Regions from separate parts of the Homo sapiens genome. Here region 1 is linked to region 2. A link is a contact called in ENCODE Hi-C or POLR2A ChIA-PET data. All regions are on one chromosome and are shown on one strand. Each heading gives the region's core, a stretch centred on a gene start or an enhancer-like site at or near the end of the contact. The rest is flanking DNA. Distances are from core to core; before and after follow the strand shown.

Region 1 (2,838 bases), core at 183-2,682, 140 kb before region 2:
ATGCTACATTTCAACTTCAGGATTTGTCAACACTCTTTTCATAATCAGAAAATCTTGTGAGACACCCTAATTCACGGGGCTCAGATTCATAGAATTATTGAGCTAGCATTGAAGAATGCCAGCTGTGATCCAGAAAGCTTGAGTTTTATGTTGTCTGTGTGAGTGAGGAGGAAAACATACACAAAGTAGTATTTTACAATTTTTAAAAGGCTATATTTAAGACCAAAGCACAGGAGCTTGCAGTTAAGGGGTTTCAAACTTTGGAAAAACAGATTAATTTTGTCCCCTGCTGTTCTTCCTGCCCTTTAGTTTTCCAAGATTTTTCCTTGTGAACTGTCAGACTGTTAGCCTGATTCAGATATCTAAGATATGTGATCATTGTTTTTATTTGGAAACGCAAAAGCCTGGGATCTGGATAGCATCTGGGTATAAACAGAAAACAAAAGGGATGAGTTTGGTATTGTGACAAGCTCGTTGGTGTGGGATCTGCTTAGCACACTCACGTTCAATTACAGAGTCATACAGAAGAAATATGCCACTGGGAAGCCAGATCAAAAGGACCTCAACGAGAATCTGGCAGCAGCTCAGGGGCTAGCGCACATGATCATGGAATGCGACAGACTTTTTGAGGTGAGCAAAAGGCTCGAACCTCCGCCTCCCTAGTAGCTCTTGGAACTAGATAAGACGCTTGGGATTGTTGCTACATTTATGGTTTCTATCTGTTTGTTCCTGATTTTATGACAATAGTATATGTTATAGCTCTGGTGTTTGCTTCCAAGAAAGCTGAGGAGCTAGCTATACAATTGAGGCTTTGATAAAGACACTTGGGATTACCATACTGATGGTTTTTATGCAAACAGTGCATCACCTGCCATTATCAGGTTCAAGGCCAGTCAGCCAATTATGTTCTATTTGATTTTACCTTGGAGCTTGATTAGGTTAAACATCTGTGTGAGTGTGTGTATGATACTGAGGAATCTTTGTTGCTAAGAACCAATGACAGCTTATGAATACAGCCACAGATATGTAAAAGAAGTAAGTGAACCAGACTTGTGGCATACTTTTGTGATAGAATTGGCATTTGTCAATGGGAAAAGTGTGCTAAAAAAGTAAAGCTATTCCCAAGTCATGTTTGATGTTTCCCTTCACAAGTCTGTCTGTTTTAAGTCTTATTCATAGTGGGTAAAGTTGTCTGAGCCCATATTTTGCCAAACTGAATAAAAAGACAGTAAAGGTAAAATAAAAGGGAAGTGAAAATAATAAAGGGGAAGTCATTGCAATGTTTTGAATAATAAATACAGCCTCAGAAACATGTTTGTATTTCCTGACTTTAGGAAGGCCCCTCCCGGCCTTGGCAATGATCTTAGAAAAACATCTCTGGCCGTGTGGCCCTCGGCCCGTGGCTCAGAGCCGGGTTGTGGGTGAAATGGCTTTGCTTTCTTTGAGTCTCGGCGTTTCTTTGGCTCAGTGTGTTGCCCTTTCATGCATCCGTTGGTCTAGGTTCCACACGAGTTGGTGGCCCAGTCTCGTAACTCGTATGTGGAGGCTGAGATCCACGTGCCAACCCTGGAAGAATTGGGGACACAGCTGGAGGAGAGTGGGGCAACTTTCCACACTTACCTGAACCATCTCATCCAGGGCCTCCAGAAAGAAGCCAAGGAGAAGTTCAAAGGATGGGTCACGTGCTCCAGCACGGACAATACAGATCTTGCTTTCAAAAAGGTAATCTCAGAGGATGGAAAAAGATCACCCCCAGAAAGCCACAGCTAACAATCAGACATTTGTTTTTGCATTGAAAACAGCTGCTGTGTCCACAGGGCTTGGCACACACGCGGACAGTTAAGGCACATGAACCATTCAAAGAACTCAGTCCAGAGATCTGTTGCCTATAATCAGAGAGTAAACTATGGAGCCGGACAGCTGGATCCCGGTCCTGTCTCTCCCCCGTAGCTGTGTGATGTTGGGCAAGTCACACACCTCTCTGTGCCTCAGTTTTCCCATTTGCAAAATGGACATTGTAAGAGTACCACTGTCGGAGGAAGGCTAATTTACAAACCAAATGGCTTAGAATAGTTCCTGGCACACAGTAACCACTAGGTGTGTTGGTGATTATTATTTTTATCATCATTATTATTCTTTTAAGCTTAAGGACTAAAATGTTACAGCTGAGGTATGTAGTATCACTCTCAATTTACATAATCAGTGATGGTTTTTGAACACCCAGCAAGGTATGATAGCAAAACTAAAAGCCCAAACAAAAAATGTTGGACCCATATCCCAGACAACCTCTTCAGCTTCTGACGTTGTCTTTCCCAAGGTGGGCGACGGGAACCCGCTGAAGCTGTGGAAGGCTTCTGTGGAGGTGGAAGCACCCCCCTCAGTGGTCCTGAACCGCGTGCTGAGAGAGCGCCACCTGTGGGACGAGGACTTTGTGCAGTGGAAGGTTGTGGAAACTCTAGACAGGCAAACAGAGATCTACCAGTATGTGCTGAACAGCATGGCTCCCCATCCTTCCAGAGACTTTGTGGTTCTCAGGTGAGCCTGACTCTAGGGTTTATGATGTTCTGTTCCAAAGGCAGGACGCGAACTGTAGATGTGAGCACTTCTCCTGGTGTCTCCCACCAAAGTCCAGCCTCCACGGGGAACACTAAGCCGGCTCTTGTTTCCCTCAGTGACATCTGAGTTTTCTGTGTCGATGCCCGACTTCCTGTGTCTTTTCACCCAGCCTACAGCTCTGCCTGGGCTCTCTGATTGCCCCTCTCCTTGTGGAGCACACAGTTTATTAGGCCATAAATATTATTCATTTCCTCAGAGCAGACGGCCCAGAAAAGCTGCTGT
Region 2 (2,867 bases), core at 253-2,752:
GGGGAGTCACAAAGTGGCTGAGGCCAAAAAGAGAAACCTAAGCAGAAGTAGGTAGACCAGAAGTTCAAAAAGTGTGACTGCAGGAAAGGTGAAGAATTACTGCCGCCAGAAGATGCTGGAAGCTTTTGTCCTTCTCCACCACCTCATCCTACTGAAGTTCACAATCACAGGGTCACTAGCAATCTTTTCCTAGCAACGGTTTCCTACTGGCCATGAAGTCATTCATCAGACACCTGTTAAATACCTTCTAGGCCCAGGTGTGGTGTCAAGTAGTTTGATCCTTATTCCTTAATCCCCACAACAGCCCTACGGGGTAGGCGGGAACCATGTAGCCCTGTGCTTCACACAGAGGAAATACTTGACAAATAATTGTTGGAACACTGTATGTTCTCACTTATAAGTGGGAGCCAAGCTCTGGGTATGCAAAGGCATACAGGTTAGTATAGTGGACATTGGAGACTCAGAGCAGGGAGGGATAAAAAGCTACATATCGGGTACAATATACACTACTCCTGTGATGGGTACACTAAACTTTCAGACTTTCACTACTATACAGTTCATCCATGTAATTAAAAACCACTTGTACCCCTAAAGCTACTGAAATAAAAAAAAGTATTAAACAAATGTTTGTTGAATAAGTAGTTTCAATCAAATAGAAAACATGCTGTGATAGGGTACACTGGGGATTCCATGGGAGCTACTAAGAGGAGTATCGGAGCACTCCTTTCGGAGGGCACAAATTATTTTACCTCTCTTTTCCCAGTGTCTCGCACAGAGGGCAGCAGCCAGTGTTTGTTGAATGAATGAGTGAGTGTTTGGATAAATTAAAACTAAGAAAAGCTACCCATAGATAGGCAAATCAGATTCTGTTTCAAATCTTTATTTGGGAGTTTATAATTACAAAAATTCTTTCTTTAAGGCAGATTTCAACTCTGATTATATTGCCATTGCTGTGCCTGAATAAAACATCACAAATCCGTTCTTCTTAAAAACAAATTTGAACCTAATCTGTTAAACAGAACCAGCTTTCAGCAGATTTTTTGTCTTCTCCCCTGCTGCTCTATATCCTGTGTCCACAAACAATGGATGAAAAGGGAAAAAACTCAGTTTAAAATATTTTCCTTGCACAGAAGAAAAAAAGCCAAAAAGGAAGCTTAATGTTTTTTGCCCGACTCATTCTGGGGACAGTTGATGGAATTGGCTATTTTTGCATTTATATACTCACAGCCTTATGTTTCTTGATAGTTTTTATCTCCCTCCCATCAGAATCATCACAAAGTTCTTTACCAATTATACAGCAAAGAAATTATATCATTATATAATGCCACAGATTGTGACAATTCAATGTTAAATAGCAGCCTAACATACTGAAAAGTATAACAGGAAGGAAAAACATTAACAAATGAGCTCATCTAGCTTATTATAGGAAGCAGGGCTTCAAAGTTCCCATTCTGCAGCAACAGCAGCAGCAAACATCAGCTAAGAGGGATGGGTGGATCGAGCACACGCGTAGCAAACAAGAACCTTGAAAGCGGCAGGCTGTGGGCAAACTGAAGTTTCATTTTCTATGTAGCTGACTCAGTCCAGCATGGACTTAGCTTTCCCCTCAAAAGTCCTCTGAGGTCATCAGACTCTGTTAATTTTCTCCTAGTATTCCATTAAAGAATTAGAGGCAGGCAAGGAGTCAAATTTGTAGAATTCGTTATGAAACCGTTGTCTGCTGATGGTGATGGTGCGGGCCTTCCTTGCTCACTGTTCACATGGTTTCTGGCATTTGAAAGCAGGGAAATGTGCTCATCAGAGTGGAATTTTTTTATTTCCATACATGGCTGATTTGCAAGGGGAAGGGGGAACCCATTCTATTACAGAGGTATATTCTGCAAAATACATCTGATGTGTTTCGCAGACACTTTTTACTCTTTAATGTTTGGTGGTCTTTGATTCGCTACCTGAATTCCATCAGCTTCTAACACAGAGTTTGGTCTCTTCTGTGACACTGGCTGCACATGGTTGGATGAAATAGTTAAAGAGACCATATCTAGAAGGAAGATAGCCAAAGCTTCTAAGCACAGTAAGCCAGATTCCCTGCAATAAGCCAGATTTGGGGCCAGATATTTTCCATCCAAAACCATGAAGCAGGTATTCCTGCTCCATTTTATGGGAGAAAACAAAAAACAAAAAACCTCTGAGACTTAGACTAAGTCAACATTTCACAAACTATGGTTCGTAGAGTTCATGAATCCAAATCACCTGGAAAACTTGTAAAATGCAGTTCTCTGGGCCTCACCATAAAACAACTCAATCAGAATATCTAGGGTGGGGCCCTGGAATATGATTTTAGCAAGTCCAAGTGGTTCTCACGTACCAAGGTCTTATTGGATGAGCAGTGTACCCAGGGTCACCCTGCTAGGAAAGGGTGGAGACAGGATTCCCACTTAGGTCCGTGGACTCCAAAGCCTGTATTTTTGCTGTTTCTGAGCTCCCTTCTAACATTCTAACATGTTATGAATATAACCAACTTAAAATATCATAGTAATAATAACAATAGTTTTTTATTGAATACTTAGTGTGGCAGGCCAAAGAATACTTAACACACACTATCCCAGTGATCCTCTCAACACCCTACTGGGGTCAGAATTATTACTGTATTATTATCTATTTTGCATATGTGGAAACTTAAGTTGGAGAAGTTATTTTAATCCTTAACCATCTGTAGCAAAGGTAGTGTTAAGAATTACTTTCAGGAGGCTGTTCGATTTAGTCAAAACAAAGGATTTCTATGCAAATGAAGCTTTAAGATAAATGCCTTTGTTCTCCCTCCCACATAGACAGCCCCTCCTAAACCCATCCAGTGTGGAAATTCTGGA

The links. A loop is a pair of places that touch in the nucleus more often than their neighbours do. ChIA-PET counts read pairs that join two places held with the same protein, here RNA polymerase II (POLR2A). Pooled maps may share reads with other maps.
Region 1: a loop to region 2 is called in a pooled map, with 2.4 times the contacts of the local background. The contact joins two enhancer-like sites. A Hi-C loop is called at or near these places in 3 of 50 pooled maps. POLR2A ChIA-PET finds 5 or more read pairs at or near these places in 3 of 52 experiments (BJ, HEK293 and activated T-cell).

What each region holds. Positions count from the first base shown.
Region 1 is chr13:33,109,570-33,112,407 of GRCh38, reverse strand. It overlaps STARD13 (StAR related lipid transfer domain containing 13), which reads left to right. Exons shown (of 14, transcript NM_178006.4): 10 at 516-630; 11 at 1,501-1,722; 12 at 2,318-2,535. Among named protein-coding and RNA genes, the nearest start is that of KL, 95 kb to the right of the region's middle. RefSeq lists enhancers at 2,579-2,668, 2,769-2,828. Within about 2 kb of position 1,432, at least 19 of the 41 ENCODE cell types and tissues checked have a DNase peak (open chromatin) inside an H3K27ac peak, as active enhancers do.
Region 2 is chr13:32,968,509-32,971,375 of GRCh38, reverse strand. No RefSeq gene overlaps it. Among named protein-coding and RNA genes, the nearest start is that of KL, 46 kb to the left of the region's middle. Within about 2 kb of position 1,502, at least 6 of the 41 ENCODE cell types and tissues checked have a DNase peak (open chromatin) inside an H3K27ac peak, as active enhancers do.